2 separate regions of the Mus musculus genome follow, and region 1 is linked to region 2. The links are chromatin loops, found by intact Hi-C in ENCODE. Cell type or tissue: heart. All regions are shown on one strand.

What was found. A loop is a pair of places that touch in the nucleus more often than their neighbours do. Peaks named below come from ENCODE experiments on the same cell type or tissue, not always from the same donor. Only the 100,000 strongest peaks of a DNase experiment are listed, where the experiment ranks them.
Region 1: a loop joins it to region 2, with 3 times the contacts of the local background. A loop is called at or near these places in 5 of 42 quality-filtered maps.

The regions. Positions count from the first base shown.
Region 1 is chr3:121,425,151-121,430,150 of GRCm38, reverse strand. It overlaps Cnn3 (calponin 3, acidic), which reads right to left and starts at 3,610. Exons shown (of 7, transcript NM_028044.2): 1 at 3,323-3,610. The coding sequence starts at 3,379. In heart, CTCF peaks have their summits at 756 (motif pointing left) and 3,084; DNase peaks (open chromatin) are centred at 1,710, 2,390, 2,950 and 3,840; H3K4me3 peaks cover 4,353 bases; H3K27ac peaks cover 4,101 bases.
Region 2 is chr3:121,169,057-121,174,056 of GRCm38, reverse strand. It overlaps Rwdd3 (RWD domain containing 3), which reads left to right and starts at 2,362. Exons shown (of 5, transcript NM_028456.3): 1 at 2,362-2,465. The coding sequence starts at 2,381. In heart, a CTCF peak has its summit at 2,326 (motif pointing left); a DNase peak (open chromatin) is centred at 2,336; H3K4me3 peaks cover 1,206 bases; H3K27ac peaks cover 1,010 bases.

The sequences.
Region 1 (5,000 bases), 260 kb before region 2:
CAGCCTTAACTCAGTGATAATCAGTCTCAAAAAAGCAAAGCAGAAACAGCGAATGTGTTCGCAACGCAACAAGTCTATTTTTTTCTAATCCAGGTTTTCATATTTTCTTGCCGCCACCCCCCCTGCCCTTTTAAAGAAGCTTATATGTTTCTGCAATGCATTGGCATCTTTCCAGATAAATGTTATTTTCAAAGATGCTGCCTAGGAATTTTACTGATTGTAAGTATTTAAGATCAAAGATTCCTTCAATCCACTAGTGGACTGCTTTCACCAGTATAAGCTTTGGGATACAAAGTGGTTACTTAAGAGAGCAGACAGACAACTCAAGAAAGGAAACAGCCAACAAGCCCCTCTGACTAAGAGCTGACACTCACAAGACAGTCACTGAACAATAGAAGCAGCCGCTCCTCCAAGACAACGTATTTCAGGGATGGTAATATTTTCTTCCACTTGGTTGATCGGGATGCCAACAGACAGCCCACATCATCAGAAGCAGGAACTGGCCAAGGGGGACCTAGAATTTACATCTGCTGAACTCTTCACTCCACACTACCTCCTCAAGACTTAAATGATATTTTAAGACACAAAATTAGGGGGACTGGAGCTACAGTTAAATACTTACAAGTACTGTTGCTCTTGCAGAGAACCTGGGTTAGATCTTACCCCCCCCCCCCCCAACCAGGACCGACCTGGTGGTTCAAATCCTCAACTCCAGCTCCAGGGAATGCAAAGCCCTCTTCTGGCCTTCAGAGGCAGGCACTGTAGGCCCACAGTACACGTACATAGATGCAAACAAAACACCCATACACACAAAATGGTAAAACAAAATTCTGGTGTTTAATCAAGTCATAAATTACACATGATAAAAAAAAAAAGCAGGCGTGACTGTAAAGATATAATGTCAAATCCGTGTTTCCGTACATCCTATCCTTTTTGTCCAACAATCCTACACCCTTGGCCAAAAACCAACATCTCATTCAAGCATGAAGATTTGGTTTCAGGGCCCAGAACAGATGATAAATATCATTACAGGAATCGTTACAATGTCAAGTAGTAACAGGTGGATGACCGAAATAGGGGATGGGCGGGGGCAGGCAACCGGTCCTGGGGTTGAACCTAAGTGCTTAACTAAGACACTGCTTGTTGAAATTCTTAGAATACTCTAAGTTTCTTCAGTGACCTTGGGCCAGTCACACCCTGATCAGAAAACCCAGGGGTGCTCCCACATCACAGAGCACCTCTTCTGGGGAGATCAAAAGGAATTTTTAGGAAAGGGTCCTGGGTGACACCCCTACATAAATGAATGGGGATGTTTCGTTTTATTTCGTTCTTTTAAATGGGCTTGGCGTTTAATCCCTCCAGCCTTAACAACATTCCAAAGTGTCTTAAAAAAACTGAGGAGTTGCCGGGCGTGGTAGCTCACACCTTGAATCCCAGCACTAGGGAGGCAGAGGCAGGTGGATTTCTGAGTTCGAGGCCAGCCTGGTCTACAAAGTGAGTTCCAGGACAGCCAGGGCTAGACAGAGAAACCCTGTCTCGAAAACAACAAGAAAAAAAACCAAAAAACCCTGAGGAGTTACTGTTTCCAACTCTTACAGTTACAGTGATCCATCCAGCCTGAGTCTCTGCATTTCCTGGAGTTGTTGGCTCAATATGAACTACAAGGGGGAGAAGCAATGACTCCAGTCAGCAAAAAGAAAGCCAGCTTGGATACCAAGAACCAGGAAAAGTCAAGTCACTTGTAGGGCTGCCAAAGTCACCAGTCCCTCATTTACAATGCAAAGGTAAAGAGACTCAGTGGGCGCCAGAATCCCAGAGGGAATTGCAAATCATGCGCCCAGCGGCACCGGGCACAAACCACCCAGTTCTCACACGCCAACGCCCTTAACTTCCTAAAGCTGGAGCTATAAACTTCGAAGGACCGCTATTTTGCAAGAAAGTTTTCAGTTGGTGAGTGCTGTCGTCCAAACTAACTTTTCTGCCTCTTTAGGAAAACTTTTATACAGACAAAACATTTGAAAAGGTTAAAAACCCCCAAAGATTACAATTTTTGAACACAGAATAAAATTTAGTCCCTAGCTTCAAAGACTGTTTAGAATCTTCTAGATGAACTACAAAGGGGTGCGCTAGATACATCAGGAAAGAATAAACCACTCTCGCTTGGGTCTAACAACGGTACGCTTCATTACTTCTATGAAATTCCCTTCACACCCCAGCCACCCGCAACTCCAGGGGTGTTCGTAGCCCTGATGATGCCAAACTATTCTACCGGAGGTGGGACAGCTTGGTGACAATCCTGACATGCTTCGGCTCCCGGGAAGTTAATGGGAATTAAACCACAGCAGCCCTCCTTTGTGGCGCTTTGGCCGGAACAGCAAAAGGGAGACAATGAGCGGTCTGTGCGCAGTTCCACGCCGATTGGCTGGTCACCCCCACTCCCCGAAACCCCTGATGTCATGGACTTGGAATGCAGGCAGGGAGGAAGGAAAGAGAGGATTTGGGGAGGGGGGCGCCTCTCATCTCTTTTCCAGGCCAAAAGTCTGAAAGATAAACCCTGGTGCATTCTTGAGATGAGTACACAGCAAAGCAACGCAGCCAGATTCCAATCACTCCAAAATTGCAACCCGCCACAGCAAATAAACCTCGAACAAAAGCGACCCTGCCGAGATATCGTGACAATTCAACGCGCTGCAAACTTCTCAGGATTGCATTTCTAAGTCTCTCATCTACAGCTGATCCGGCTCGCAGGCTGCGCGTTCAGGCTTTGTCTGGGCTTCCCGCACCAGCGGCGATTGCATCAAGGCACCACCGACGGGCTCCCTTTCCGCCCGCGGGTCCCAGGGGTCGGCGGGACACTCTCCCATGGAGGAGGAGGAGGAAAGGAACAATGAGGGGCCCGGGTTGGCCACGTAACCGCCCAACTTCGCTTGTGGGAGGAGGGGGCCAGGATGGAATGGGAGGAGACGCAGGGTCCCGCGGCAGCCCCAGCCCAGGCGGATGGCGGGGGCGGCAACTCCCGGAGACCCAGCCGTAAGGCAGGGCCCCGCCTAAGGGCCACAGGCCACTCAGGAGCGCCCCCTTCCCGGAGGGGCGCACCCTACAGCCTTGGAGCGGGCCCTGCGGCGCTGCGGGACTCCAGGCGTCCGGGAACCCCCACCGCCCGCCGGGGCCGCGGCGCGGGAACAAAGCCAGCACCAACGCGTGCGAGCCAGGCTCCGCGAGCCGAGGAGCATCTCTCTCTCCCGCAGCCTCGACGTCTCTCCGCGGCGGCTCCCAGCGCCCCCACCGCCGCGGCAAACCCCCAGCCCGCCCGCGCGCGTACCTTGTTCTTAACTTCGGCGGAGAGCCCGTAGGAAGGGCCCTTGTTGAAGTGGGTCATGGCTGTTTGGACGACTGGAAGAGTTCTAGCGGTCAGTCACCCTCGGTGTCCCTGCTCTTAGCCCCAGCGGCGGCCGCGCGGGTGATGCACGAGCTCGCTCCCCTGCGCGGCGCCGGAGAAGCCCGAACGCCGCAGACGGACGCGGATGATGCTTCGAGGTTCGCTAGGACTCGAGTCCCGCGGAGGCTCCGGGTCGCTCTGGACTGGGACCGGCTGCCCTGCTCGCTGCCCGCTCCGCGGCTCCGCACGCTCTGCCCCCAGCCTGGTCTCCCCCCACCCACCCCCGGGCCTCCAGGGATTGGCCGGCGAGCCCGACCAATGAGCGCCGCCTCCTCCCCCCTCGCCTGCTCCAAGGCTTCCCGGCCAATGGCAGCGCGGCGGGCGCGGCGCTCCCTCCCGCGGGGTCCCAGCCCCCGGCCCCGCCCTCACGCCACCTAGGACCTCGGCGCCCCTCCTCCCCGCTGGTCAGCGGGCTGCGACCGCCCCGCCCCGGCGCCTAGGGGCTTCTCAGCCGCCTTGGTTCTCATCAACTCCCAGGCATCTGTGGCGCTCCGACGGTGGAGGGGGACAGGAAGCTCCCCGAGCTGGCCCGCCGCTGACCGGCCACTCCATCCGTCTCCTCCCGGGCTACAGCGCGCCCAGATGTTGCGCTGGAAACCCGGGGAGCAGCCTTCGAATCCACGTGCCAGGCCGGGGGCGGGGGGGGGAGGCCTGCGTGGACATCTGCCAAGTCTCCCTCCCCACGCAGCTGCCGCACCTGTGGGGCTGACCTCTGCCTCGGTCAACGCTCTTTGCCAAAGTCCTGCTCATCCTGTCTAAACTTTGAATGCAGAGCGAAAGAAATTGGGAAAGTGTTGTGGCACAGCCAGGTTTTGGGGGGAGGGGGTACAGCTTTTTGGGTCCTTTTCTGGAGTCCCACCAGTTGCCCTTGGCAAGCACCTTCACCGGGGGTTCAGCCAGCCCAAAAGGCTAGGTAGTTTATTTGTTTTTAATTAGAGGACTGCCTTGACTGAGAAGTCTACCTGCTTTGGTTTGTTTTTTAATCTCTTTGAATCAGCACTCTGTATTCTTTTCCGTCCCCTTTCCTTTCTTCTGATCTCAAAGGCAAACTGATAGAGGAAAGGTGAGAACAGAGAGCACGCTGTCCCCTGCCTGTGTTCCTGGCACTACACTGGGCTATATGTCTTTGAAAGATTAGCTCATTCACTTTCCCAAAACTTACTCGGTAGACTTCAGATCCGTTTTAGTGGCTTGAAGGCTGCAACTCAGAGATTCCTAATAATGACAGCTATCACTGCCTCCAGAGTGTCACCGCTTGCCTTGGTGTCTTGGGGCACATCTAGGACAGGTTTTAGTCCTCTGGGTGTCAGTATGTTGGTTTATGTTTCCCAAATACAGCTGACATTCCAGAAGAGACTACAGGACCAGGGTCAGCCACTTGCATGGAAAAGAGAAGCCCAAATAGCCCAAGTTGAACCTTTCTGGGATAGAAATAAGGGAGTGTGGCATAGTGTCTCAAGCACTCTATCCCAGCACAAAGAGGATTGCTGTGTTGGGATAGAACCAGAGGTCTGCCTAAGCTACAGAGAAAAGAAAAAGGCACAGAATTTCTGTCAGCTGA
Region 2 (5,000 bases):
CACTCAGCTTTTTCTCAGGATAAGTAACGTTTCACCTTTCCCAATTGGCTTCAAGTTGGGTCCTGTTTGCTCGTGAAAGTGGGTTTTGACAGTCAGTAGAGCTGTTCTGGGAAAATTAAAAGAACTACCTGTCCACACTGACTTCCTGGGTTAGTGGTTTTAACTGGGGGTGAGAGGGTACGAGTCCCCTCCTATTCCAGTCTTGGGTACACTGCGCTTTAGGAGAAATGCATGGAGAGGTAGCACTGTTTTAGCAAATCACACACTGGTGTGCGTATTTGTGGGAGGTGGGGATAGAGGTGGATAATATACTCTCACTGTTCACATCCACTTCACATTTAAATATCTAGAATTTCAGTAGCCGCTGACTAGAAGAAATCTTATTACAAGAAAAATGATTATGGTGCCGTAGCTTCAGAGATCTGCCAGGTACCTGCTATTTCCGTTGTGTGAGAAATGCCAAGCAGACATCACGCTGCCTCTGTGATGATTACTTCTAAATGTCAGAGTGCAAGAAATGTATTCGAGGGATTTCAGTGTCTCCGGGTAGTGTCAATTTAGAAGACAATTCACATGAACTTTTTATTTAAGCATGCTAAATGAAGTATGAAAAGCAGGTTAAGGAATCAACGGAGAAAGGAAAGCAAAGAAGAAACCCACTGACCAGAAAATTTTAAGTATGATAATAGATGGCTGTACTTTTACATCAATTCCCATGGACCCCTTACTGACAGTAGGCTCCGGTGATCGCCTCCTAATCCTGCTGACAATGAAATCACGCTGTTCGTGTTATTTCGTTCATATCACACATTGAATTTGAAAAATTAAAACAGGATGAGGGCTATTCAATTATTGTGTGGACCATTTAACAAATATGACAAATAATCAAATTAATATTTTCCATTACTTTTAGCAGTAACATTGGACTTTAAACTGAAAATTGAATAACAGAGTGGTGCTGTAAATCAAAAAGTGTAATCTTTTCCCCAAATCTCTCTAACAGTTAATTATGAACCCACTGAACTTGCTTGAACTGCTATTTTGGAAATAACTCAAAGGAACTATTTTTTTTTTCTTTCTTCTAATACAAATTGGTTACATTATAGATAATCATGTGTTTAAATAAACCTTTATCTTTCTAATTATTTGCACAGCACGGTTCCTAATTGCCTGGGGTCACTGAAATCTCAGGGCATCCCTGGAAAAGCTTTTCTTGTCTATCTCATCAGATTTCCTTTCTCTTCTTGGAAGCCAATTTCTCTTCCTTTTTTCAAATTGCCCTTTTAGCAATAGAAATGATGATTGGGATAGTAACGTGGCCCAGTTAAAATTATTCTGACTTGTAGAAGTCAGTGAAAGGAGTCACTGAAGACCTACTTAAATTCTTTGATGAACTCACAGAATGTTATTTCTGATACAAACCAGTGGCATGAGACCTCCCCGAGTGAGCCAAAGGACTCTTGGGAGCTGCAGAATTAAAAATTTTTATTTTGGGGGCGGGGGGAGTCAAATGCACCTAGACAGAACTACTTACCACAAATTAATTTTGCTTACTAAAGTCGAGGTTGAAACAGATGCATCACTCATTCTGTTATCCTATTGTTACTGCGAGTGTTTTGAAATTTAGGTCAAGATTCAAAGATGGTGATTTCACCATTAAGCTTCAGGGATCAGAGAGGTAATAGACACATTATGTTATATGCATCGAATATCACCTGAACCGAACCAAACCGAACCAAATCAAATCAACTCAAATCAAATCACTGTAAAGCTAGTTTTTGGCTTTGGACCCCATCTCTAAGGAGTCTCATCTCAGTCTTCCCTCTTCTTCATCTTGGACTGGAAAGAGGCCCTGGAATCTAGACCTTGTGTGTAATCCCGAGGCTAGTGACCAACCAGGTCAGTATCCTGGAGGTCATTATCGTTCTCTTTTCTGAAATATCCTGACCACGAGGGTCACTGACCCTCATGAGGACATGGAATTTGTGTTTTGCTCACTGTGGGATCTCAGGACACAAAGTTCAAAAGCCTGACAAGGGCTCGTTCGCCTTGTTTGGCTTTTCTTGTTTGTTTAGGTTTTTTTTACTCTCTCCATTTCCTCCTAGCCTGGTGAAGCACGGTGGGTTCACAGCCTGGTTGTTCTTGTAGGGGACTTTGGGGCTTTACAGGTCTCTCTCTGATCCAGAAAACCACAGAGGCCAAAACTCAGAAGGTTCTGGGCGGACACATGCCACGCCCATAAACACGCCCATCTCCCCGCCCCCCGCCCGGCGCCATCCGCAGCCGACCTGGCTGTGAGGCCGGGGCGCCCCCCAGTGACCGTAGGGGAGCTTTGCTCCGGGAGGCGGCGGAAGTGGCTTTGGGTTCTGGTCGCACGGATATGGTGGAGGAGGTGCGGCAGGAGCTCTCGGCGCTGGCCGCGATCTTCTGCGGGCCCAACGAGTGGGAGATGTTGAGCTGTTCAGGTGAATACCCTGCCTCTCACCCTGCGGCCACTGCGGGGAGTCGGGGACCCGGTGTCTTGTGGCCCTGGACAGGAGTAGGAGGGGACTGGGGGGTGGGGTTGGCCTGCGCTTGCAGTGCCCTCCCCTGAGCTCGCCCTCTCCGCCCCCCTACCCCGTGCTCTCCCGCAACTAGACGGTGCGCAGTGCCCTCCTCGTGAAACCCAGCTCCTCCAAATAGTCGGCATCCACCATAAGCATTTGTGTATCACGTCCCTGACAACAGGACGCTGTAGTTGGTTGTCAGCCACGTGGAAGGCAGTCAGGAAATGCTTGTTAAGGTTTGAACTCTCCAGAGTTAATTGCCTTTGACTTTATTATTAATTTTTTTTGTTGTTTTACTTAAAAATATTTTTATTTTTACGTTTTCCAGGCTGCTGAAAAATGGCAGCCGATTCCAGACTTCTGCTGGACGCAGCATGGAGACCTTCTCTTCTAACCCAGGCAGGGCACCGACCCTCTGAGAGTTTATAGTCTGTAAAGCTATTACTATTGTTGTTATTATTAATTGTTTTAAAAAGCTAAAATTTCATTCTTGTCTTGGCTTCCGTTAAGGAACCCAGACGCTCCACTCACACACTTTTAAATTTTTTTTTGGCGTATGTATGAGTGTTTTGCATGCCTGTATAGACCTGTATGCTGAGTGTGCCTGGGAGGCCTGAATAGGACGTTCAGGGGCTAGGAGTTACCGAGGGTTTGAGAGCCTTGCCTTAAAGGTGCTGAGAACTGAACCCAGGGAATAGTCAGTGCTCTTAACCACTGAGTGCCCCCAATTTCCCCCTTTTGGGAAAATGTGCTGATGCAAATTATTCTCACCCTCGCTGAGCTGTCAAATATGTCATGTACATTTTGAGGTCAGTGAGAGCCATCCCTCTACTGTTACAATGTAACTACGATTGTAATGGCTTTTCTGACCATAAATTGGCTTAGCTCTAGGAAGACAGTGTGAGATGTGCTAGACCTAAGGAAGCTATATCTATGATTAGGAGGGCTTTGGGTTTCCATAAGATAAGTCAGTGACCCCTTTCTCCTATGCCTTCTTGCATGCACACATCTACAGATCTTTGTGGTGATTTGACGTTTCAGGCCATGTGAACTTTCTAGAAAAATGGAGTTGCTCTCTTCTTAAGTGCCTAGACCTGTCTTGTATATTTTTGAAACTTCCTTAAGACCCCTATGAAAGGATTTATTGTAGGGATTTGCCACCCTCTTGTGATTGGGTAGCATCCTGATCGGTTAGCATCTCCTGTCTCCACAATTCTCTCTATTGGTAATTGCTTCTGCCGGAGGCAGCTATTTAAAGGGATCACTCGTGTCTCCGAGTTCTTGTATCGTGACTTACTTGCCAATATCTGGGAGAAACGAACCTGTGATGTCCTATGACATTTTAAAAAAATGGTGGTGGTTTGCATTATGACCAATCAGATACTGTTGATAGGTCAGAGAAACCCCCCAAAAAGAAGTGCTGAGAGAGAGGGGGAGGGGGTTGTCTTAATACTCTGAACACTGCGGCTCTTTATCTGCTCTTAAATTGAGCATGACTTCAAGTCATGCCTCCTAATTAATTTAATTCAGTGTTCTGGCATCAATAAGTAATTGAATTATAAAGGAATTCAGTGTAACAGCTTCGGACATTTTGTTTTCTAGAAGGTTCACTGAAGAGTAGAACAGTTCAGCGATTGAAGCAGGAATGATTGACACACTCGGGAGCTGTGAGTGAGGCAAACACCAAGTGTAGCAGGCTTCGTGGCTTCTACCCTCGCTGCCAGCGGCAGTTCGGGTTTCAGGGTGTCACTCTGTACCCATCATTTCTTCCCTGGCCTCCACCAGATAAGTCTCTCCTGTCTTAAGTGAGATTAGAAGAATATTGCAGAGGGCCTACATTTCTCTGTAAGACAGGAAGACCTGGGTTGACCCCAACGGCCAGCTCTTGAGGCCCTGAGCCGAAAAGTCTTGAATAGATGGGTTCAGTTTAGTGGGGAGTAATTTCTTTTAAGAGTTTTGAGGGAGTTTGCATCCTGGCCACTCATGTTAGAGTAAGTTCAAAGGAAGAGGCGCTGTGTGTAACAGTCTCTTAGGGCTGGAAATAATGTAAACACCATATTCCCAGCTTGGGAAAGCAGTGGAGTAGCCAAATCAGGGATATTCTGTTCTTCTCCATCCCACGAGTCAGTCCAGGTGCCAGGGTTGGTGTGGTCACCTTGATCTTCACGTGGGTTTTAAGGAGAGGCTTGCTTAGCTTAGTTTGCATTGAGGATCACTGATGGTCACATAGATTACATCACCACCAAGCTCCACAGGGTTGGGTTTGGCACTGGGTCCCACTCCTCTGTAGGAAAGGGGCTGGTGCAGGAAACGTTCTTACAGTAAGACAATCCATGATGCTGAGAAAAAAAAAAAACAAAACAGTGGCAATAGTGTGGGTGGGATCCGGCTTATATTCAGAACAATCGAGTTGGTGGTGGGAGGTCCGCATTCCCCTTCAAGCATACACGTGTG